5 separate regions of the Homo sapiens genome follow, and all the other regions are linked to region 2. Evidence: chromatin contacts called from ENCODE Hi-C or POLR2A ChIA-PET data. All regions are on one chromosome and are shown on one strand. The core of a region is the stretch at or near the end of the contact, and the rest is flanking DNA. Distances in the headings are between cores, read along the strand shown. Region 1 overlaps TMEM43 (transmembrane protein 43). Region 2 holds the start of HDAC11 (histone deacetylase 11). Region 3 overlaps SLC6A6 (solute carrier family 6 member 6). Region 4 has its middle 3.5 kb from the start of TMEM40. Region 5 holds the start of SLC6A6 (solute carrier family 6 member 6).

The links. Hi-C counts contacts between places; a loop is a spot of excess contacts on that map. ChIA-PET counts read pairs that join two places held with the same protein, here RNA polymerase II (POLR2A). Pooled maps may share reads with other maps.
Region 1: a loop to region 2 is called in a pooled map, with 6 times the contacts of the local background. The contact joins the enhancer-like site here to the promoter of HDAC11 in region 2. A Hi-C loop is called at or near these places in 6 of 50 pooled maps. POLR2A ChIA-PET finds 5 or more read pairs at or near these places in 3 of 52 experiments (PC-9, WTC11 and activated CD4-positive, alpha-beta T cell).
Region 3: a loop to region 2 is called in a map of CD8-positive, alpha-beta T cell, with 2.7 times the contacts of the local background. The contact joins the enhancer-like site here to the promoter of HDAC11 in region 2. A Hi-C loop is called at or near these places in 1 of 168 maps with a recorded cell type or tissue (CD8-positive, alpha-beta T cell) and 8 of 50 pooled maps. POLR2A ChIA-PET finds 5 or more read pairs at or near these places in 1 of 52 experiments (CD4-positive, alpha-beta T cell).
Region 4: POLR2A ChIA-PET joins it to region 2 with 16 read pairs in PC-9. The contact joins the enhancer-like site here to the promoter of HDAC11 in region 2. POLR2A ChIA-PET finds 5 or more read pairs at or near these places in 2 of 52 experiments (PC-9 and WTC11).
Region 5: a pooled map shows a loop between it and region 2 (18-fold over the local background). The contact joins the promoter of SLC6A6 here to the promoter of HDAC11 in region 2. A Hi-C loop is called at or near these places in 1 of 37 single-sample maps with no recorded cell type and 9 of 50 pooled maps. POLR2A ChIA-PET finds 5 or more read pairs at or near these places in 1 of 52 experiments (CD4-positive, alpha-beta T cell).

What each region holds. Positions count from the first base shown.
Region 1 is chr3:14,142,300-14,145,885 of GRCh38, forward strand. It overlaps TMEM43 (transmembrane protein 43), which reads left to right. Exons shown (of 12, transcript NM_024334.3): 12 at 1-1,381. It overlaps XPC (XPC complex subunit, DNA damage recognition and repair factor), which reads right to left. Exons shown (of 16, transcript NM_004628.5): 16 at 2,848-3,586. Among named protein-coding and RNA genes, the nearest start is that of XPC-AS1, 5.5 kb to the right of the region's middle. RefSeq lists enhancers at 1,448-2,135, 2,481-2,590 and a silencer at 1,530-1,824. Within about 2 kb of position 2,337, at least 34 of the 41 ENCODE cell types and tissues checked have a DNase peak (open chromatin) inside an H3K27ac peak, as active enhancers do; they include PC-9, where a contact is called at or near this core.
Region 2 is chr3:13,478,254-13,482,458 of GRCh38, forward strand. It overlaps HDAC11 (histone deacetylase 11), which reads left to right and starts at 2,053. Exons shown (of 10, transcript NM_024827.4): 1 at 2,053-2,096; 2 at 2,993-3,141. The coding sequence starts at 2,095. HDAC11-AS1 (HDAC11 antisense RNA 1) reads right to left here and starts at 1,800. Exons shown (of 2, transcript NR_046690.1): 1 at 1,390-1,800. RefSeq lists enhancers at 1,409-1,468, 2,118-2,774 and a silencer at 1,929-2,418.
Region 3 is chr3:14,416,403-14,420,694 of GRCh38, forward strand. It overlaps SLC6A6 (solute carrier family 6 member 6), which reads left to right. Exons shown (of 15, transcript NM_003043.6): 2 at 10-51. Among named protein-coding and RNA genes, the nearest start is that of SLC6A6, 16 kb to the left of the region's middle. Within about 2 kb of position 2,614, at least 11 of the 41 ENCODE cell types and tissues checked have a DNase peak (open chromatin) inside an H3K27ac peak, as active enhancers do.
Region 4 is chr3:12,760,302-12,765,117 of GRCh38, forward strand. It overlaps a transcript of TMEM40 not described here. Among named protein-coding and RNA genes, the nearest start is that of TMEM40, 3.5 kb to the left of the region's middle. Within about 2 kb of position 3,230, at least 3 of the 41 ENCODE cell types and tissues checked have a DNase peak (open chromatin) inside an H3K27ac peak, as active enhancers do.
Region 5 is chr3:14,400,006-14,404,864 of GRCh38, forward strand. SLC6A6 (solute carrier family 6 member 6) reads left to right here and starts at 2,601. Exons shown (of 15, transcript NM_003043.6): 1 at 2,601-2,842. LOC105376959 (a long non-coding RNA gene) reads right to left here and starts at 2,402. Exons shown (of 8, transcript XR_007095825.1): 1 at 656-2,402. RefSeq lists enhancers at 2,025-2,074, 2,085-2,254, 3,575-3,634, 3,705-3,784 and a silencer at 2,395-2,924.

The DNA.
Region 1 (3,586 bases), core at 1,087-3,586, 660 kb after region 2:
GGACCCCTCAAAGCAGGCACACCCAAAACACAAGTCTGTGGCTAGAACCTGATGTGGTGTTTAAAAGAGAAGAAACACTGAAGATGTCCTGAGGAGAAAAGCTGGACATATACTGGGCTTCACACTTATCTTATGGCTTGGCAGAATCTTTGTAGTGTGTGGGATCTCTGAAGGCCCTATTTAAGTTTTTCTTCGTTACTTTGCTGCTTCATGTGTACTTTCCTACCCCAAGAGGAAGTTTTCTGAAATAAGATTTAAAAACAAAACAAAAAAAACACTTAATATTTCAGACTGTTACAGGAAACACCCTTTAGTCTGTCAGTTGAATTCAGAGCACTGAAAGGTGTTAAATTGGGGTATGTGGTTTGATTGATAAAAAGTTACCTCTCAGTATTTTGTGTCACTGAGAAGCTTTACAATGGATGCTTTTGAAACAAGTATCAGCAAAAGGATTTGTTTTCACTCTGGGAGGAGAGGGTGGAGAAAGCACTTGCTTTCATCCTCTGGCATCGGAAACTCCCCTATGCACTTGAAGATGGTTTAAAAGATTAAAGAAACGATTAAGAGAAAAGGTTGGAAGCTTTATACTAAATGGGCTCCTTCATGGTGACGCCCCGTCAACCACAATCAAGAACTGAGGCCTGAGGCTGGTTGTACAATGCCCACGCCTGCCTGGCTGCTTTCACCTGGGAGTGCTTTCGATGTGGGCACCTGGGCTTCCTAGGGCTGCTTCTGAGTGGTTCTTTCACGTGTTGTGTCCATAGCTTTAGTCTTCCTAAATAAGATCCACCCACACCTAAGTCACAGAATTTCTAAGTTCCCCAACTACTCTCACACCCTTTTAAAGATAAAGTATGTTGTAACCAGGATGTCTTAAATGATTCTTTGTGTACCTTTTCTGTCATATTCAGAAACCGTTTTGTGCCTGCTGGGAGTAATTCCTTTAGCAATTAAGTATTTGGTAGCTGAATAAGGGGTCAGAACTTCTGAAACCAGAGATCTGTAATCATCTCTATTGGCCTGGGGTGCCTGTGCTATAAATGAGTTTCTTCACATGAAAAACACAGCCAGCCCAAGATGACTTATCTGGGTTTAGGATTCAATAGTATTCACTAACTGCTTATTACATGAGCAATTTCATCAAATCTCCAAACTCTTAAAGGATGCTTTCGGAAAACACGCTGTATACCTAGATGATGACTAAATGCAAAATCCTTGGGCTTTGGTTTTTTTCTAGTAAGGATTTTAAATAACTGCCGACTTCAAAAGTGTTCTTAAAACGAAAGATAATGTTAAGAAAAATTTGAAAGCTTTGGAAAACCAAATTTGTAATATCATTGTATTTTTTATTAAAAGTTTTGTAATAAATTTCTAAATTATCTTCTGGTGTGGGACTTTAACAAACATCCTATTTTTAGTTTCAGATTTTTTTTTTTTGGCATTCTTTCCAAAATGTCTGTAAAGAATTCAGCCATAGGATTTATTGAGAACTGAATTTTGTGGAAATCTGAGCTTTCAGTGCTTAAAATAAGTTAATTTTTTTTTAAGGGCAACTCAGTATCTAGCACTCAGAAGTCCACACTGAAGCCCACTTTGTTTTGGCTTGATTTAAAGTGAATGACTCAGGCTTCATGCATCTTCAGAATGTGCTAGAAAAAGTGGAAGGGGCAGCAGTGTGCTCCACTGCCAGAGGCATCCTGAGTTGACACGGGAGACCTGAGTTCTGAGCCAAAGATTGCTACATACTGGCTGTGATGTTGGGTAAATCAACGATTTGAGTCTGTTCCCTCATCAGTACAATGGGAATAACACTTGTCCACCTCACAAAGTTGTTGTGAGGGCCAAATGAGACAAAGCCCATAGAATGCCTGACACATGAGGCATTAATTTTTCATTCATTTTGCTTCCTGTTCTGAAAGGCGGCTGCTAACTGCCCACTCTGATGCTAGCAGTTTGCTTTATTTTTTACAAGCACGTGAGTGAGAACTTTCCCAAACCTACTCTTCTGTTTCTCAGAACCTACTGTTTCATTTAAATAATGCCTCCTTGTAGCTGACATATGCCTGAAGAAGTTATTTCTGCAGAGACATGGCAATGCCATCATCTCAAAACCCCAGAAAGACAAGCGTGGTGGTGCATACCCATGGTCCCAGCTACTCAGGAGGCTGAGAGGATTGCTTGAGGCTGCAGTCAGCTGGGATCACACCACTAGCTGGGATCACACCACTGCACCCCAGCCTGGGCAAGAGTGGAACCCTCCCTGTCTCAAAAAATAATTTAAAAAAAAAAATAACAGAAAACAAGTTGCCTCTATAGGAGGGCCGAGCTCTGGTGAGGAAGTGTGAGACCAGTTTCCATAGCAACCCCAGTCTGTTTCTCAACAAGAGGTTCCAGCCAGCCTCTTGCCACATATGAGTCATAACTCAAGTGTTTTGTTTGTTTCCCTTGGATAAAAGTGACTCCGATTTTTAATGGCTCCTCTCAAAGATTAACATCTCTTCACTAAATACAGAAGAATTCCATATGTAATGAATTTCCAGCCTCCATGAAAACAAAATGGACTCTTTCATGCTGTCTCAACATATGAATACATTGCTCTGTCACCTGGGTGTTATTACCGACTTAAATCTGAAAGAAGCTGGGCACGGCAGTGGTGTGTGGGTGCCTGCAGTCCTGAGGAGCTGGGACTGTTTCCCGAACAATGCCTTTCCACCACACACGGTGGTTGTGAGGGCCAGCTGAGGCAAAGCCCTCAGGAAGACCACTCAAGCCCAGGAGTCCAGCCTGCGCAAGACAGTAAGACCCCTTAAAAAAAAAAAAATCTGAAAGAAAATATAGAGCCAAATCTTTAGATAAATGCTTTATTATTTTCTCAAAATGTTATAAAAGTCATTTCTCCTTAGTACAGAGAGCTTTATACATTTTATCTAGTAATGAATACAATCTAGTTTAACACTCATCTATTTTACTAACATTTCCTTAATTTTCAATTCGTATTTTTCCTTTTCTTTCCTGATTTTAGCTTTTTTTAGGCTTCTGTCACCACAAAATGTTACTTGGAAAACTAGATCCCAGCAGATGACCTGTACTTCTCTGCTCTCTCCCCTACTGCAAAGAGGCAGTGAGGGCAGCATTAGTAAGCCTGACTCAGGGGAAGGTAAGTGGCCTGCAGAGAAATGGTCCTAGGTCCGCAACCGAGGCGAGTGAACTTGTCGGACAGATGAAGACTCTAACTGGAAGAAACGATCAGCGCATTCACGGATGCACCACCATCCAGAAATCTCCCGGTGGCTTCCATACAAAAACTGATGTTTCTAAAGATGGAAAGAACAGGTCTAGGAGGCAGAAGAGTATCTCCTAGCAAAGTGTTCTGTAGCTCAAAGGGTGAGTGGGCTTTGGTAGCAAAAAGCTTTGAAGGCTTCACCCTGGGTGAATCTGACAAGGGCTGGAGCCAGACGGGACCTGCAGCACCTCCTCAGCTTGGCCTCGTCTCCCCTGACCCCGCCTCCGTGCATGCTGCCTCAGTTTGCCTTCTCAGCAGAGAAGCCCCCACCACCAGGGGCTGGGCATGCCCAGGGCAGGTGTG
Region 2 (4,205 bases), core at 803-3,302:
AGGACACAATTTTAAAAACCCTTGGCCAGGCATTGTGACTCATGCCTGTAATCCCAACACTTTGGAAGGCCAAGGTGGGAGGATCGCTTGAGCCCAGGAGTTAGACACCAGCCTTAGCAATATAGTGAGGCTGTGTCTCTTAAAAAATAATTTAAAAATTAAAAAAATTTAAAAACCCACTTATTCAGACCAATCCCACTCTCTTTGGCCTCAGCTTCAGGTCCAGGCTGCCCAGATCCTCATTCTCCCAACCAGAGGATCATCTGTGTGGCTTCCCAAACTACAGAGCAAGTTCCCTGAGGGGAAGTCGGTCTCTCACAAATGCCACAGGGCCACTGCATGCACTCTGTCACTTTATAAAATAGTACTTATTCCTTCTGTGGTTTACATCTGCCCACATCCCTGACCTTTGAGTGAGTTACTTCACCATTCTGTGCCTCAATTTCTTTATCTATAAAATGGGGATGACAATAGTTTGCCTCCTAGGACTGTCAGAAGAGTTCGACAAGCAAAAAGCATTTGGACTTCAACTTAGCACATGACAGATGGTCTCTGAATAATAATCAACATTATTGTCTCTTGATTCCCTGGACTTGCCCATGAAATCCAGAGAATGAAGTGCAACCAGAACTTCATTTTCTTCCTTTTTTTTTTTTTTGAGATGGAGTCTCACTCTTGTCGCCCAGGCTGGATTGCAATGGCGCGGCCTCACCGCAACCTCCCCTCCCCGGTTCAAGCGATTCTCCTGCCCCAGCCTCCCGAGTAGCTGGGATTACAGGCGCCCTTCATCACGCCCAGCTAATTTTTTGTATTTTTAGTAGAGACGGGGTTTCACCATGTTGGTCAGGATGGTCTCGAACTCCTGACCTCAGGTGATTCACCCGCCTCGGCCTCCCAAAGTGCTGGGATTACAGGCGTGAGCCACCGCACCCGGCCCAGTACTTCATTTTCAGATGCAGACATGAAGGACCAGAAGGCTGAAGCAACCTGCCCAAAGCCACTATGCTGGCGGGTGGCCGAGTTTGGGTTTAATCCAGGCCCGAACCTCAGTTCCCTCAAGATAAAGTTGGGGTGATTATGGCACCTTTCTCAGGATTAGGTTGTGAGGCTCAGATGCCATCATGCAATCATGGCAGGCACACGGGGGCCCCTCTTCAAACGTCTGTGCGCTTCCCTTGTGCCCCGCCCTGGCACACAGCCGCCCCCGCGGAGCCCAGGGATCCCAGCCCGGCAGTCCTCCGTCAGCTGCTTCTGTTTGGATGGCGGGGACGGCTGGGCCGACAGAGAGGCCCATTGTCTCCGTCCTCTGGGGCTCTATTGTTGGGGCCTCCTCCTGGGTTGCAGCCCCACGGACAACCCCAGCTGTCGCTTGGGCCTGGCTCAGCTTACCCCGGCGGTGAGGGTGCGGGTCGGGGACGGAGACGCGTGCACCCTGAAGACAGTAACTAGGCCTGCTCTACAGAGGGAAACGCAGGCTCTGAGAGCCTACATGTCTTCGCCGGGAGTGCTTGTCCCGGAGCTGCTCGCAGACTGGGCCGGGGGTGGGCTCGGGTCGGAGAGGTCACGGGGCTCCTTAGGTCACAGGCGGCAGGGCCAGAGAAACTCCCCCGCCCCTACGTTTAACTCGCGGAAACAAGGGCCCAGAGAGCCCAGACGCCAGCCCAAGGTCACACAGCGAAGCCCCGGCACAGCCCGCCGGGAACCTGTCGTTTCTAACCCCCAGCCTCTCGCCGTTTCTACCCAGCTTGGGAAGCGCAGGAACAGGACATACGGTGGTCGCGCCCCTTCCGCGAGGCCGGGGTGAAACCCGCTTGGCCCTCCCGCCAGGGGGCGGAGCTTCCGAACCAGGCGGGATTCCACCGGGTATTTGCCTGCGGAGGCGGGACTTCGGGCTTGATGGGCGTTGGGGGTGGCCTTCCTGCGGGCAGGCTCTCTGTGTCGCAACACTGGCGGGGCGGGCCAAATCGGCCAGAGCTCTGCCCCCAGAGGACGCGGCTAAGCCCGGGGGCGTGTCCTGGGCTGGCCCCACCCGCGCCCCGCCCCGCCCCGCCCGGTCGCGGAGCTGCGGCCAGCTTTGGGAGGGCCGGCCCCGGGATGTGAGTGCCGCGGGGCGAGGGCGGGGGTGGGCTCCCAGGGGTCCCGGTGGGCGGGCGCGCTAGGGCGAGGGCGGGGACGGCCGGGCGGGCGCGCCAGGTAAGGGCCCAGATTTGCTGGTGAGGGGTGAGGGACGCTCGGGACGGGTGTTTCCAGGCCCTCCCGGCGCGCCAGGCCAGCCCCGCGCCCCTGCTCGGTGGCCCGAGGGACGCGCGCCGGCCGCGGGCCTGGGCCCGGACCCGGAGCGGTCGGGCGATGTGCGCGGGTCTGACGTCTGCGCTGCCCAGCCCCCTGGCTACGCGGACGCCCCCACGGAGGCAGCCACTGGGGCGGATTTCTGTCTCTGGGTGACGACTGCCAGGGTGTGATGGGAAGGGTTAGCAGCGCAGCGGGGTCAGGGGATCCCCGCCCCCCGCCCTGGCTCAGGTTGGGTCCCGACTTGGGTTTCTGAGTGCTTACTGTGCTCAGCTCCTCAGTTGCATTCTCTGAGTCCTCACAACAGCCACACATTTTGCAGCCGAAGCCTTGTGCCACACAGCTGTGGGGGCATTTATTACGGTGCAGAGGTGATGCGCGGAGGCCTTGCAGCCAGACACACCTGAGTGCACGCCTGCTTCTCCACAGACCTGCACTGTGACCTTGGGCACACCTGGTCTGCTCTCTGAGCCTCTGGTGCGATTGTGGTGCCTACCCCCAGGGCTGCTGTGAGGACTGGATTGGAATTGGGTTCCGGGAAAGGCAGCCAGTTTAAGCAGCTGTTGTTGAGGGGCCCTTGTCTGCGGCTGAGGGGCTAGTGGTGCTGGGCAATGGCTGGTGGGTCAGTCCAGGCGGGCTCGGGAGGGAGCTGCTTTCTGCCGAGGCTGCCCCAGCTGTGCGTCTGTCTTTTTCCACACGGTAGGCTACACACAACCCAGCTGTACCAGCATGTGCCAGAGACACGCTGGCCAATCGTGTACTCGCCGCGCTACAACATCACCTTCATGGGCCTGGAGAAGCTGCATCCCTTTGATGCCGGAAAATGGGGCAAAGTGATCAATTTCCTAAAAGGTATGGAAGGTCCCCCTTGGACTCTCATCTGCTTCCTCCAACCCACCTGTCCTCTCCGTCCTCATCCCCAACATAAGCCTCAGGCTCTCTCCCATCTTCAGTTTCAGCCCTCGGATGGCCTTCCACCCATGCTTCCGCCCAAAATGATTTTTCCAACACAGACTCCTAATCACGATATGATGTCCCTGACTCAGACTCTCCCTGGCTCCCCATCCTGTGGGCCTAAGTCCTGCCTCTGCCCAAGAGGCCTAGTGGAAAGGTAGCTGATTACTGATGGGCACAGGGAAGGTGAAGCTTGGAGGAGTCCATTTCCTAAGGTTCAGAGAGTCAGGAGGTAGAGCACCTCCACCGCACCTCTCTTGATTACAGATGGGGGAAATTGTGTCCTAGAATGATTAGGAAACATGTGCACCCAATTCCAGTCCAGTCCTCACAGCAGCCCTCGGGGTAGGCACCACAATCGCAGCAGAGGCTCAGGAGCTCACTGTAACCTCCGCCTTTCAGGTTCAAACAATTTTTCTGCCTCAGCCTCCCAAGTAGCTGGAATTACAGGCGTGAGCCACCACACCCGGCCCTGATTTCTTAATATGGCACTCATTATAAGATTGTAAAAGCCCACCTGTAGACCGAACTGGGCACACTGGCTGCCTGCTTGTGACCTCTTTCCAGGGAAGGACACAGCTCCCATTAGTGGCTGAAGTAACACAGTTACAAGAGGCGGAGTTGGGTTTGGAACTCAGAGCTCCAGGCGCCCTACCTTTAGGGCTCATCCCCTTGAGCAAAATGATGCTTCGAAGAGCATATCGTTTTAACTGTGGTTTGTAATCAAGGGGCCTGATTTAGGTGGGAAATTCACTTAAACTTGTTTTAAAAGGAAACATTATGTCATCAAAATGGGAAAAGGCAGTTTCACTTGCCATAAATAGGTCATGGTAAAAAAGTAAATGCAATGAAAACAACAGTATAATTCAATCCAGGCTGGTTACTATTGCCTGCAGGCTGTGAGACTGATTAGTGGTTTGAACGGAAGATGAGCAAAGCACAGGCAGGTGTTGCGAGGCCAT
Region 3 (4,292 bases), core at 1,364-3,863, 940 kb after region 2:
TTGCAATAGATCCAGAACCAGAACCACAGCCCTTCTGAGGAGCTCCCAAACGTAAGTGACCTTGGACCTCCAGGTGGGATGGGTGTCTCACACGTTGTGCAGTGACCCAAGGTGGGGGGCTCAGGAGCTCCGTGTCTCCCCCAGGCTCTAGGAGGACAAGACGGGACCCCTGAGGCCCACAGACCTTGTCCACACCTCACCTCCAGGTGGCAGATCCCCTGGCCTGGCTTGGCCACTCTGTGCCTGCTTGGTCCCCAGCCAGTCTGTGCCAGAGGGCACAGGGACGCCCTGCAAATGGGCCAAGCACTGGTTTTGGAGATCCAGCCTGTGCCCTGTCCTGGCTCTGCTGCAGAGTAGCCTGGGGCAAGTCTGCCGTGGGGAGGATGCCCTCACTGAGTTGATTCTGAGGATTGGGGTCTGAGCTTGGCTCTGTCTCTGTTAAAGGTTTGTTTTTGTTTTGAGACAGGGTCACACTCTGTCGCCTACGCTGGGGTGCAGTGGTGTCATCAGGGCTCACTGCAGCCTCGATCTCCCCAGGTTCAGGTGATCCTCCCACCCCAGCCTCCCTAGCAGCTGGCACTACAGGCGCGTGCCGCCGTGCCCAGCTTATTTTTGTATTTTTTGGAGTAACGGGGTTTCACGATGTTGTCAAGGGCACAGTGGCTCACGCCTCCAATCCCTGCACTTTGGGAGGCCAAGGCAGGAGGATTGCTTGAGGCCAGGAGCTCGAGACCAGCGTGGGCAACATAATGAGCCCCATCTCAGCAAAAATTAAAAATAATATAAATAAAATTATAAATAAACAAGTAAAATGGAAAACCTTTGCTAAAGTTGCAAGAGTATTACAGTGGCCTCGCATTATGCCCTTCGTTGAGATTTTCCCATGGGTAACATTTGCCACATTCGCTTCATCTCTTTCTCACTAATATGTTAAATAAAAACAGTCACGTGAACATTCTTCCATTTTTGCTGAATCATTGGGGAGTAAATTGCAGGCATGATGCCCCTTCACCTCAATCCTTCAGGCCTTTCATAAGAGCAAGGCCAGGCCGGGCGCCGTGGCTCACGCCTGGGATCCCAGCACTTTGGGAGGCCAAGGTGGGCAGATCACGAGGTCAGGAGATCGAGACCATCCTGGCTAACACGGTGAAACCCTGTCTCTACTAAAAAACACAAAAAATTAGCCAGACGTGGTGGCGGGCGCCTGTAGTTCCAGCTACTCGGGAGGCTGAGGCAGGAGAATGGCGTGAACCCGGGGGATGGAGCTTGCAGCGAGCCGCGATCGTGCCACTGCACTCCAGCCTGGGCGACGCAGCGAGACTCCGTCTCGAAAAAAAAAAAAAAAAAGAGCAAGGCCATTCTCTTATATAACCCTAGCACAGTTATCTACCCCAGGACACTGATTTAACATTGACGTGATTCTGTTATCTGTGGATCTTAATGGCATTGCACTGATTGTCTCAGTGTTTACAGCAGCCTTATTTTTCTTTTAGTTCAGGATCGTCATTATGTTTTTAAAAAGGGTTTAAGGGATGTCTCCTTCGCTGATTAAGACATTGCCTGCTCTAGGGGCTTTCAGAGTCTTATTTAATCCTCAGCGTTCATTAAATACATTTTACAATGGGATGTGGCCTGCGTGTGCATGTACACAAACACACACGTCAAACTCAAACCCTGAAATTGAAGTTTCTCAGATCATCCTCGTACTCGCCATCTGCTGTGCTCTGGTCTGCTCTGTCTTCCTTTAGTAAAAAAGATGGCCTTGACCCCTTACATTGATGTCAAGACCCACTGTGGACTCTGCTTTGGAATTAGAAAACCCTGGCTTCCTGGGCAGAAATTTCTAAGGGGGAAGGTTAAGCTCCCACTGGTCCAGGGTTCGGATTGGTTGGAGTGGGGTCCCCTGTGAAGCCGGGACTAGGCAAGCGTTTGTTTGTGGCCCAGAGCTCCTCAACCTGCTGCTGCTAGCAGCTGGACCAAGTCCTTCCTTTTCATCAAGCTCAGCTGGCCTAGGTTGCTTGGTCACAAGCAGCCCCACCCCATGGAGACATATTCTTTGTGCTGTGACATCGGGCAGGGGTGTGTACCCAGCCAGCCACTGGGCAGGCATGGAGGTGACCTACTCGACGTCAGCCTCCACAGGCGTCATCATAATAGTTATAGACGTCAATAATAATGATTGCTACCGCTTCCTGGACTCAGCATGCTCATATACTGCCGAGAGGTTTACTGTGTTAACTCTGTCAACCCAAAGAAGTGGGTGTGCTCTTACTCTTTTTGAAAAAATATGAGAAATTCATTGAGCGCTTATTGCACATCAGGCACTGCTAAACACGTCACAGACTCATGCACAGCCTCCTCAGGAGCCTTGTGAGGTGGGCGCTGATGTCATCCCTATTGTACAGATCAGAAAACTGAGGCTTGGAGAGATGAATTGATTGTTTCCAAGACTACACAGCTGGGAAGGATTTGAACCTGATTGAGCTGACTCTAGCCCACTTCCTCAGGCTGGGAACGGCCTCTGGGCCCAGCCCCTTCCCCTTCCCCCGGGACTTCCTCCTGGTTAATGAGTAGTCAAAGCACCTGGGAAATGAGGCTCCTGCTGCCGTGAGGCTGGAATGTGAGTTCTGCTTCCAGATAGAGTCTTGTGCAAGGGGCCCTGCCTGGGATGGGCTGTTACAGGCAGTAAACAGAGGTTGCCAATGTTCCTCTTTTTGAGGCTTGCTGATGTATTTGCGCTTGGGAGCCCATTTTATAGAAAAGGCTGAGAGGCAGATTTGCCCTCAGACTTATCTGATGCTCCTCCAAGCAGCCCTCTTGGCTTAACACTTTCTGAAAGGGCTCCTCGGCCCCCTGACATGGCAGGGGTGTCTAGAGGAACAGGGTGGAAGAACAGACCTTGTCAGCTCTGAAGTCTGAGCACTGCTAGGTGTGCGCCCTCCTCACTGGGCACGTCACTTGAGGGCTCTGACCTTCAGGTTCTCATCTGAGAAGGGGCATGATGCGGACATGGGAATGTGTGTTAGTTGTTCAGCAGAGCCTGAACTATTAATGGACCAGCCCAAAAAAGTATTGCTGACAGGGGGCAACCCATGTAGTGGAGTCCATGGAGCTGGGGAGTCAGGCAGTCCCTAGTTCAAATCTCTGTTCCAGCCCTGCCGGCTTCGTGACCTGGAGGAGTCACAGAACTACCCTGAGCCTCAGGTAACCCACCCCTGAAATGGAGCAATAGTGGCACCCAGGAGGGTTAGAAAGACGGTGATACTGGGATTTTGGGGTGGGGGTGACCTCATCACTTTGTAAGCACAGTGAGGTTAAGTGTGCAAAAGGCCTAGCACATCAGTGCCAAGCACCCCACATGCAATTTCTCATTTTATCCCCCAAGGTGAGCCCCCCCTAGAGCAACTCCCCACCCCCTCAGCTATGGGGCTGAGTCCAGAAATCAGATTCACCCTCCCGGTGCCTGGGGCAGCTTAAGGAAGAAAGAAGATTCTTAACAGGGAGACCCTCTCTGGGCTTGTGGTGAGATCTCCCACGGGGTGTCTGCCCCCATGCCCCGCACCCATTGTAAACTGGTGCATATAGGAGTGTTGATATAACAGGCCCATGACTTCCAGTGTTGTCAGAAAAGGCCACCTCAGGCCTGTTCAACAGAAGTGCCAACCTCAACATTCGCTTCCTAGAAGGCTCAAGACCGTAATAAAATGATATTTATTATTTACTCTGGTTATAAAAGTCATACATTTTTGAACAGGCACAGTGGCTCACGCCTGTAATCCCAGCAGTTTGGGAGGCTGAGGCGGGTGGATCACTTGAGGTCAGAAGTTCAAGACCAGCCTGGCCAACATGGCAAAACCCCATCTCTACTAAAAATACAAAAATTAGCTGTGCGTGATGGTGCGCACCTGTAGTTCCAGCTACTCTGGAGGCTGAGGCAAGAGAAAACAAGCTGCTGGATTTGGCCCAGTGGCCAGTTTGCTGACCTTGTTGTAAGCCATGATTTGTTTGACTAAAGCAGTGTTTATTTAATTAATCCCATAGTGATGGGAAATTGGCTGGTTACAGTTTCTCTTGTAAACCACTCTGCTTTTTTTTTTTTTTTTTTTGAGACAGAGTCTTGCTCTGTCACCCAGGCTGGAGAGCAGTGGTGTGATCATAGCTCGCTACAGCCTTGACCTTCCAAACTCAAGCCTTCCTCCCACCTCAGCCTCCTGAGTACCTGGGATTACATGCATGCCTCCATGCCTGGCTAATTATTTTTTTTAGAGACTGGGTCTCACTATGTTGCCCAG
Region 4 (4,816 bases), core at 1,980-4,479, 720 kb before region 2:
CACTCCCACTGCACTCAGGGTAAAACCCAAGGTCTTACAAGCCCCTGCGAGATCTTCCCCACACCTCTGGCCCTCTCTGACCTTGGTTCCCATGACTTCCTCCCTCACTCTGCTCCAGTAACACTGGAACATGTTCCAGTTCCCCTGGGTGGGCTCCCTCCTCAGGGCCTTTGCCCTGGCTGTTCCCTCTGCCTGGAGTGCTCTCCCCCTAGAAAGCCACCTGGCCCCCCGCTCACTTCAGCTCTCTCCTCACAAGTCACCTACTCCATGAAGCCTTATCTGACCATCCTGCTTAAAGTAGTAACCCCACACCAGCTTTCCCTCTGCCTGCTTCACTGCTCACCATCTGCTGTGCTGCATATTTTCTTGTTATGTCTATTTTCTCATTACGTATTGCTTTGCTACAGGACCTAGGATCATGTCTGACAGTAGGTGCTCACTAATTTTTTTTTTTTTTTGAGTCAGGGTCTCGCTCTGTTGCCCAAGCTGGAGTGCAGTGGCACGATCATCACTCACTGCAAACTCAAACTCCTGGGCTCAAGCCATCCTCTCACCTCAGCCTGCTGAGGAGCTGGGACTACAGGCATGCACCCCCACGCCTGGCTGATTTTTATATTTTTTGTAGAGACAAGATCTTGCTATGTTAGGCTGGTCTTGAACTCCTAGCCTCAAGCGATCCTCCGGCCTTGGCCCCCTAAAGCTCTGGATTATAGGCGTAAGCCACTGCATCTGGCCCTCAATACATTTGTTGAATGAATGAGTGACCTGAAAGGTTAGCCCAAGAAGTGTTCCAAGGATATTCCATGCAGAGGGAGCCATGTGTGAGGGCTTAGAGGTGAGGAGCACTATTGTGTGGAGGATCTGCAAATAATCCTGAACAGCCAGAGAGTGGGGGCCTTGGGGATGGAGAGGGGAGAGGAGGAAGCAAGAGAGGCAGGGCCTCAGCAGCCAGGCATCCTGAGAGGGATGGGGAGCCACCTGAGAGGGACATGACCAAACCTGTGTTTAAGATAAGAATTTTGCCTGGGAGCCGTGGCTCACGCCTATAATCCCAGCACTTTGGGAGGCTGAGGCAGGTGAATCACTTGAGTCCAGGAGTTCAAGACCGGCCTGGCCAACATGGTGAAACTCCATCTCTACTGAAAATACAAAAAATTAGCTGGGTGTGGTGGTGCATGCCAGTGGTCCCAGCTACTCGGGAGGCTGAGGTGGGAGGATCACTTGAGCCTGGGAGGTGGAGGTTTCAGTGAGCAGAGATGACACCACTGCACTCCAACCATGGCAACAGAGTGAGATCTCATCTCAAAAAAAAAAGAAAAAGAAAAGAAAAAAGATAAGGATTTGGCTGCTGCATTGTGGACTGGTGGAGAAGCTGTGAGGATCCAGCATCTGGGTGAGCATGAGCCATGCAGGGGAGATGGGGACTAGGGACAGGGTCGTGGGAAGTTTACAGCTCTGCTGTCCGAACAGTAGCCACCAGCCACATGCGGTTATGGAGCCCTTGACACATGGCTGGTCAGGATTGAAATGTGCTGTGAGTGTAAAATAACACTAGATTTAAAGACTTGGTATGAAAAATGTATGTATATATATACAACATATATATGTATAATAGATCATTAATAATTTTTGTATTGATTATCTATTAAAATGATATTTGGATATATTATTATTATTTTGTAGAGACAGGATCTTGTTCTCTTGCCCAGGCTGGAGTACAGTGGTACAATCATAGCTCATGGTAACCTTGAAATGGGCTCGAGTGATCCTCCTACCTCAGCCTCCCCAGTAGCTGGGACTACAGGTGTGCACCACCATGCCCGGTTAACTTTTACTTTTTAAAATTTTGTGTAGAGAAAGGGTCTGCTGTGTTGCCCAGGCTGGTCTTGAACTCCTGGGCTCAAGTGATTCTCCAGCCCTGGGTTCCCAAAGTGCTGGGATTTATAGGCATGAGCCAAAGCACCTGGTCTGGATATATTATTAAAATTAGTGTCACCTGCTTCGTTTTACTATTTTTAACATAGTTACTGAAAATTTTTTTAAATTTTAAGTTTTCAGGAGCTACAGAACTTCTATATTGGATGGTGCTGATTTAGAGGTAGAACTGGCAGAGGCTGGAGTACTGTGAGGGTGAGGGGGACCCCGGGTCTAATTATAAGTCTGTCTTCTCCAATTGCTCCTTTCTAATGAGACCACTGTGGTCCAGAGGCCACAGGGGAGAGCCTACAGAGTGAGTGTTCAGTTCAGCATAAGCACACACGCTCATATCTTCAAAGTAAGATCTATCTAGACATGAAATAGGCTGACTGAATAGACAGTGAGTTCTCTGTCTCTGGAGGTATGTAAGAAGAAAATTAAGGACCACCACTAAGCAGAGGAAAGGAGGTGGAACTAGATATTTTCAAAATATAGTCCCCGGACCAGCTGCTACAGCATCCCCTGGAAACCTTTTAGAAATGCAAATTCTCAGACCCCATCCCGGGCCTGAATCAGAAACTCCAGGAGTGGGACCTAGAATCTGTATTTAAATAAGCCCCACTGGACTGGGTGATGTTTCCTGCCACTTAAAGGTTTAAATGCAGCTGGGCGCGGTGGCTCGCACCTGTAATCCCAGCACTTTGGGAGGCTGAGGTGGATCACGAGGTCAGGAGATGGAGACCATCCTGGCTAACACAGTGAAACCCCCGTCTCTACTAAAAATACAAAAAATTAGCCGGGCGTGGTGGCGGGCTCCCGTAGTCCCAGCTACTCGGGAGGCTGAGGAAGGAGAATGGCGTGAATCCGGGAGGCGGAGCTTGCAGTGAGCCGAGATCGCGCCACTGCACTCCAGCCTGGGCGACAGAGTGAGACTCTGTCTCAAAAAAAAAAAAAAAAAAAAAAAGGTTTAAATGCCTGGCACATAGTAGGTGCTCCAAAAAAACTGTTCATTACCTTCTGTTTGCCTCCTACTCCCAAGTTCAGGTACTTCCCTCCCTGAGCCTTAGTTTCCCTCTTTGCACCTCCTACAGCATCTGGTTGTGTGTGTACCTGGTACAGGATGGATGAACCTCAGGGCGTTTCCTACCTCTTTGCTGTGGGCAGATCTCAGGGGACATGATAGAGCTGCCAGAAGTGTAAGGCAGGCCCCAGCTCAACTCCATCCTGAGGTGACCTCATTGCCCTGTGTGTAGGGGGTGATTCATAGGACAACCTCCTACTGTCCTGTGAGCACAGCTGACAGCCCGGGGGAGCCAGCTCAGCAGCTGAGCATGGCATCCAGCTTCCCTGAATTCCAGAACTGCAAGCGGGGGCCTGCCTGACTCAGCAGGCATGGGTGTTCTGGAGACAAGTTAGACAGCTCAGCCTCAGTCTCCCCATCCATAAAAATGGCGGGACACAGCCCCTATCCATGGTGAGAATATTTATATAAAGTGGTCAAGGCAGCGCCTGGCACACGTCAGCCCCTGCTATACCTTGGTGTTCTTGTGATGAGGCTGTGGGATCCTTCAGGCTGATTGGAACTCCCCAGTGACTTCCTAGGTCTGAGAATGATGCCCTGTAGGTGTATGGAGAAAAGAATGTTTACCTACTATGAGCACCCAGGAGCCTGGTTCTTTACATGAGGTTTATTTTTATTTTTATTTAATTTTTTTGAGACAGAGTCTCACTCTGTCGCCCAGGCTGAAGTACAGTGGCGTGATTTCGGCTCACTGCAGCCTCCATCTCCCGGCTTCAAGTGATTATCCTGCCTCAGCCTCCCAAGTAGCTGGGATTACAGGCACCCACCACACCTGGCTAATTTTTGTATTTTTAGTAGAGACGGGGGTCTCACCATGTTGGCCAGGCTGGTCTTGAACTCCTGACCTCAGATAATCCACCCGCCTCAGCCTCCCAAAGTGTTGGTATTACAGGTGTGAGCTGCCGTGCCCGGCTACATGAATTTTTAGTCACCAGAAAGATGTCTGTGAGGGCAGCACCTGTCTTAGTCATCTTAAAGCATCTATTAAATTAACTCTAAATTGGAGAGTATTGTGTCCATTTCATGGATGAGAAAAATGAGGTTCAGAAAGGTTAAATGATGTGCTCAAGGTCACGTGGCTGGGAAGTGGCTGCGTCAGGATCTTCACTCAGGTCTCCCTGACTGGAAACCTGGGTCTCTTTCTATGCCTTCATGGAGAAACTCCAAGTTAACTCACAGATTTGGAAGCTCCTGCACGTGCCACTTAAATCCATGTTTGAAGTGTTAGCTTCTGGTCCACGTTGGAATCCTTGCAATCTATGGTCTTAGAGAAACAGTGGCCGTAGCTGATGCCATTTGAGATGGAGCTTAAAAGATTCCTAAACTAGATTAAGCCTTACTCATCCTGGGCCTCCAGGCTTCAGTTGTTTCACCTGTAAAATGGGCATAATGAAAGCTTGCCTTGGCTGAAGGCAGAAAGTTGGATCTCGTTACCTGAGGGCTCTCCTAACCCTCAGATGCCTGTGTCCCTGCACCTACTTTAAAAGGCAAGGACTAAAGTTAAATTTAAAGTTAAAATTAACTTAAAGTTAAACCCAGGAGGCAGGTTTACATATTTTAATATTTAAGTTTTGTTTTTTGTTTTTTTTTGAGACAGAGTCTCACTCTATTGCCCAGGGTGGAGTGCAGTGGCGCAATCTCGGCTCACTGCAACCTCCGCCTCCCAGGTTCAAGCAATTCTCCTGCCTCAGCCTCCCGAGTAGCTGGGATTACAGGCACCTGCCACCATGCCTGGCTAATTTTTGTATTTTTAGCAGAGACAAGCCAGTCTGGTCTTGAACTCCCGACCTCAAGTAATCCACCTCCCTTGGCCTCCTA
Region 5 (4,859 bases), core at 1,351-3,850, 920 kb after region 2:
AAAAGTAAGTTAAAGCCAGGCACGGTGGCTCACGCCTGTAATCTCAGCACTTTGGGAGGCCGAGGCAGGCAGATCACCTGAGGTTGGGAGTTTGAGACCAGCCTGATCAACATGGAGAAACCCCATCTCTACTAAAAACACAAAATTAGCCAGGCGTGGTGGCGCATGCCTGTAATGCCAGCTACTAGCGGGGCTGAGGCAGGAGAATCACTTGAACCCAGGAAGCGGAGGTTACAGTGAGCTGAGATTGCGCCATTGGACTCCAGCCTGGGCAACAAGAGCGAAACTCCGTTTTAAAAGAAAAAAAAGAAAAGTACGTTAAAATAAATGCAGCAAACACTTATTGAGTACCTACTGTGTGTCAGGCCTATGATAGACTCCAGGAGTTGATGGAGGCAAAAGAACAGATCCCATCCCTCATGGAGCTGGTAACTGGATAGATGGTTCACTCGTGTGTCTTGCGCTGGCACTACCTGCATGAGGCTCCGCTGGCCTACCTGGAGGTCAAAGGATCCCATGGGCCTTTCCAAGTTGCAGCTCTGAACACACAACTCTTCCCTCCTCCCACAGCCACTGCCCTTGCTCACTCTCTCAGACCCTCAAGCTCAGCCCTGCCACCAACAACCTTGCTCTCAGGCCTTCGCACGGCAGGCACCTCTGCTAGAACTTGCTTCCTCTCCTGCCGGCTTCACTGCTCGTGGCTTAGTCAAAGCCTCCTTTTGGTTCAAACTTCAATCCTGGAGTCCCCTCCCCACGCTAGGACCTGCCCCTTTGCTTCAGTCTTTGTGCCCTGTGCGACCACACATGCACAGGGCGTCTGAGGAGTTTTTGCTTGACGTCTATTCCTGCAGTTCATGAGGGAACCTCATAGCTGAAGCAGAGGGATGTGGGAGACCCAGTCACTCCTCTTCCTCAGCTTTCGTTTGCTCACCTATAAAAGGGTACAGTGACCCTGAACTCAAAGGAGAGTGCTCAGGTGGCCAGAAGCAGATGTCACGTGGGCCACTGGGACCCTAGAGGCACTGCTGATCCCCAGGTGCTTCCTGGAGGAAGGGGCCACCCGGGGCCCGCAGAGAAGGGTGGGAAGGGTGACAGGAAGGCAAGGAAGGGCATGTGCCCAGTGGTCCTCGTCTGTCTTGGCTGGAGCCAGTATGAGGAGCACCCACTGGAAGGTCAGGTTGGAGTCCGATGGCAGGGGCCTCCAGGGAGAGCCAGTGTCACTTCGGGATGCTCCTTAGCATCCTGGGGCTGTACAGGGAGAGTGGCTGCAGAGCCCTTCCAGGCAGGGATCCTGGCCTGAGTGGGGGCAGCTCTTGGTCGGACCTGTGTGGTATTTCTTCTTCTTCTTCTTTTTTGTTTTTTTGAGACTCATTCTTGTCACCCAGGCTGGAGTGCAGTGGCGTGATCTCGGCTCACTGCAACCTCCGCCTCCCGGGTTCAAGGGATTCTCCTGCCTCAGCCTCCTGAGTAGCTGGGATTATAGGCACCCGGCACCACGCCAGGCTAATTTTTGTACTTTTAGTAGAGACGGAGTTTCGCCATGTTGGCCAGGCTGGTCTCGAACTCCTGACCTCAGGTGATCTGCCCCCTCGGCCTCCCAAAGTGCTGGGATTACAGGCATGAGCCACCGCGCCTGGCCGGTATTTCTTCTTTCATTCTCCGTGTAAATGGTGGAAGGATCGGCTCTCTCCTCCCCGCCTCCCAGGTGCAGAGAGAGAGAGAGAGAGAGAGGGACAGGAGAAGGCTGGGGTTCGGGGTTCTCACAGCGTTTCCCTCTCATGCTGCCAGGGCGGGGCAGTGGAAAATGGTCCCTGAGGGCCCGTTCATTCAAATAAGGACAAGAATAATGGCACACTCCCCATCTCCATTTAAAAATAGTCACATTAGCTGACACTGGCTTGGCACTTCCTAGATGCCGGGTGCGTTCCGAGTTCTCTACGCTGTTAACCTTGGATCTTCATAACAGCCGGAGGAGACAAGCGCTACTATTTTCCTTTCCATTTTATAGATGAGGACACTGAGGCAGAGAAATTGAGTCACTTGCCCAGGGTCACACAGCCATGGCAAGGCCAGGATTCTGGAGCTCTGTACCTGGCTTCACACCACAAGCTCAGGCCACCCTCCCGGGGCATACCGAGTCTCCCAGAACGTGGACGATCGCCCAGGGCAACGCAGTGGAGTGCGAGCCCGGTCTGGTTTGCACCTGGCTGCTCCAGGAGCCCTGGGCCTCATCCTAGGAGCCTGGCGGAAGAGGCGAGCGGTGGAGTTTGGAGGCTGCTGTGAAGGAAAGGACTAGGCGGGTCGGGTCGGGTCTGTCCTGCTCTTCTTCCGCAGGCAGGAGGCGCCCAGGGCGGGCTGCCGCACCTGGCAACGAACGTTCGCCGCGCGGCATGAGGGTGTGCGCGCGCGCTCGGCGAGCCCGGGTTCTTTGTGTGTCCGAGCCCATGCGCGCGTGCGTGTTTGCGTGTATGTGTGTGCATGTGTATGTGTGCGCGCGTGTGTCCGCACTTGGGGCGGGGCTGGAAGCCCCGGCCCCGCCCCGGCCCCGCCCCCGGCCCGGCCGAGCTGGTATTTTTCCACCCAGCAGGATGGGTGATGCTGAGAGCTGCCTGCTCAGACAACAGACACGCGAGGTCAGGAAGAAGCCGCTTATAAATTACCGCTTCCTTCGCGCCGCCGCCAACGCCGAGCCCCGAGGACCGCAAGCCCAGAGGACAAGCTGCGCCAAGAGGGAGTGCGGAGCGTTCACCCAGCGGGTCAGAGAGCGAGCGGGCAGGCAGCCCCCGGCCGGCGGAACCCGGCACAGCCGAGCAGAGCGCGGGCGGCGCCGCAGCCACCCCAGGTACCGGAGGGACCGGGAGCTGGGCGCGCAGCCGGCGCTGCCCGCCGTCTGCAGCCCCTCCCCATCCCCGCGTCGCCGCAGTCCCGGCCTCCTCCCCTCCGCGTGCGCCCATCCGGCGCCCCTTTCACCACCGCGGAAGGGACCGAGAGTCGCCTGCTCAGTCCCGCTGGCGGGGCTGTTATTGTTTCCCCGGCAAAAGGGCTCCGGCTCTTGGTGCGGGCGGCAGGAGAGTGTGTGTGTGTGTGTGTGTGTGTGTGTGTGTGTGTGTGTGTGTGTGGCATATCTGTGTGCCTGTCTCCGTCAGGATGCCTACATGTGCCTCCGTATCCCTGTGTCTGTGTTTCTGAGGGTGACTGTTTCACCGTGTCCCCAGCAGCGTGCACATGTGTGTTCCGGTGCATGTCTGTTATTCTCTGCGTGCTGGGCTGTGTGTGTGTGCCTCTCTGTGTGTGATACCTGAGTGTGCTGTCTTTGGATGTGTGCTCTTGTGTGTCCCCGTTTGTGTCTGCATGAATCTGTGTGTGGGGGGCTGCGTCTTCCAGGCCCTGGCTAGGTGCACGTGCGTGTCCCTGAGTGTGGTTGTGTCTCCAGGTCCCTGGTTGTGGGCACTCGTGTGTCCTCGGCTGTACCCAAGAGGGTGTCCCTGGTGCCTAGAGGGTCCAATGGCCAGAGCTGGTTCTCCAGGGCCGGCGCTGAGTGGGGAGAGGTGATAGGGCAGCGTGGCTCCATAGGTGCATGCACTCCATAGGTGGTGTGCAGGTGGCAGCGCCAGCGTCCAGCAGTCCTGAGTGGTGGGACCAAGGCCCGGAGGGGCAGCCAAGGGGTAGTGGACAGCCGGCAGGGCCAGCAGGACACTTCCCCCTCCAGACTATTTCTCTTCCTTCTGTGGGTTCCTCTTTTGAGTAGGAGATTCTCGTCCCCCTCCCACTAGGGAAGCCACACAGAGAGAATTCCAGGGACCTCCTCCTACAGCCTCAAAGCTTCAGCCTGGACTTCAGCCTGGACTGGAGAGGAGACCTGTGGGCAGCTCTCCCAGGCAGGGAGGTGTGTGCCGGGTAGGGCCACCGGCCTGGCTATTTTGGTCACTGTTGGGCCTCTGCCAGATCCCGGCATCCCCAGGACCAGCCCCAAAAGCTTGGGAGGCAGCCTGGGCCCCCGTTTCCTGTCTGGGGAAATAAATCAGCTCAGTAATTGCCCAGACACTTGAATGGAGGGTCTTCGGGCTGAGGTTTACTGGCGCATGGCTCCATTTGGACTTCACTAAATTGGCCCCCGCTTTGGCACAGCTGACGTTCAAGTAAATGTCACTGAGGAGATCTTTTTAAAATTTCTTTTTAATTTTTTGTTGGCTAGAAGGGAGGGGATCTTGTCCAGAGTCTCCTAGCCAGAAGGAGTTTATTTTTATGAGAGAGAGAGCGGGTGAGTGCTTAGCAACCACCTGCCTCCCTCTCGACCAGGGAGTCACCCAGGGATTGTGGGGTGGGCATGAGGAGGTGGGGTGGGGGAGGAATTTCATCAAGATGGTGTTGGAGAGGATCCAAAGGGGGCCTAGCACGGCTAAGAACCCCCAACAGGGTGGGACTGGTAGAATGGTGGGAGGTGTTAGGCCTGGCTCAGCCCCCAGTTGACCTTGGGCAACCCTTTTTCTGCCTCAGTTTCCTTACCTGTAAAATGGGTGGGGCAGACTGGTTATAGAGTAAACCAGGGACCAGAGGTAGGAGCTTGTCCCCAGGGAACTGATTTAAGTCCTATGCTTTGTTTTAATGGGTGGGTGACCTTGGTTGATTCCCTTGGTTTCTTTGAGCCTCGGCTTGGCTGCCTGGGCAGCAAGGACACCAGTGCCGGCCTCACTACGTCCTTGAGGGGATTGAGGGAGATGAGGCTGAATAAGCTTGTAGTAAGCTGTAAAGCCGGGCTCGGCTGTAGAGCTGCTGATTAGAGGGTGTCACGAGGTCCTGGGTCACTGTGGTGTATGGCAAGGGCCAAGGTGCATTCTGGAGGCTTTGTCCTTTGGGGA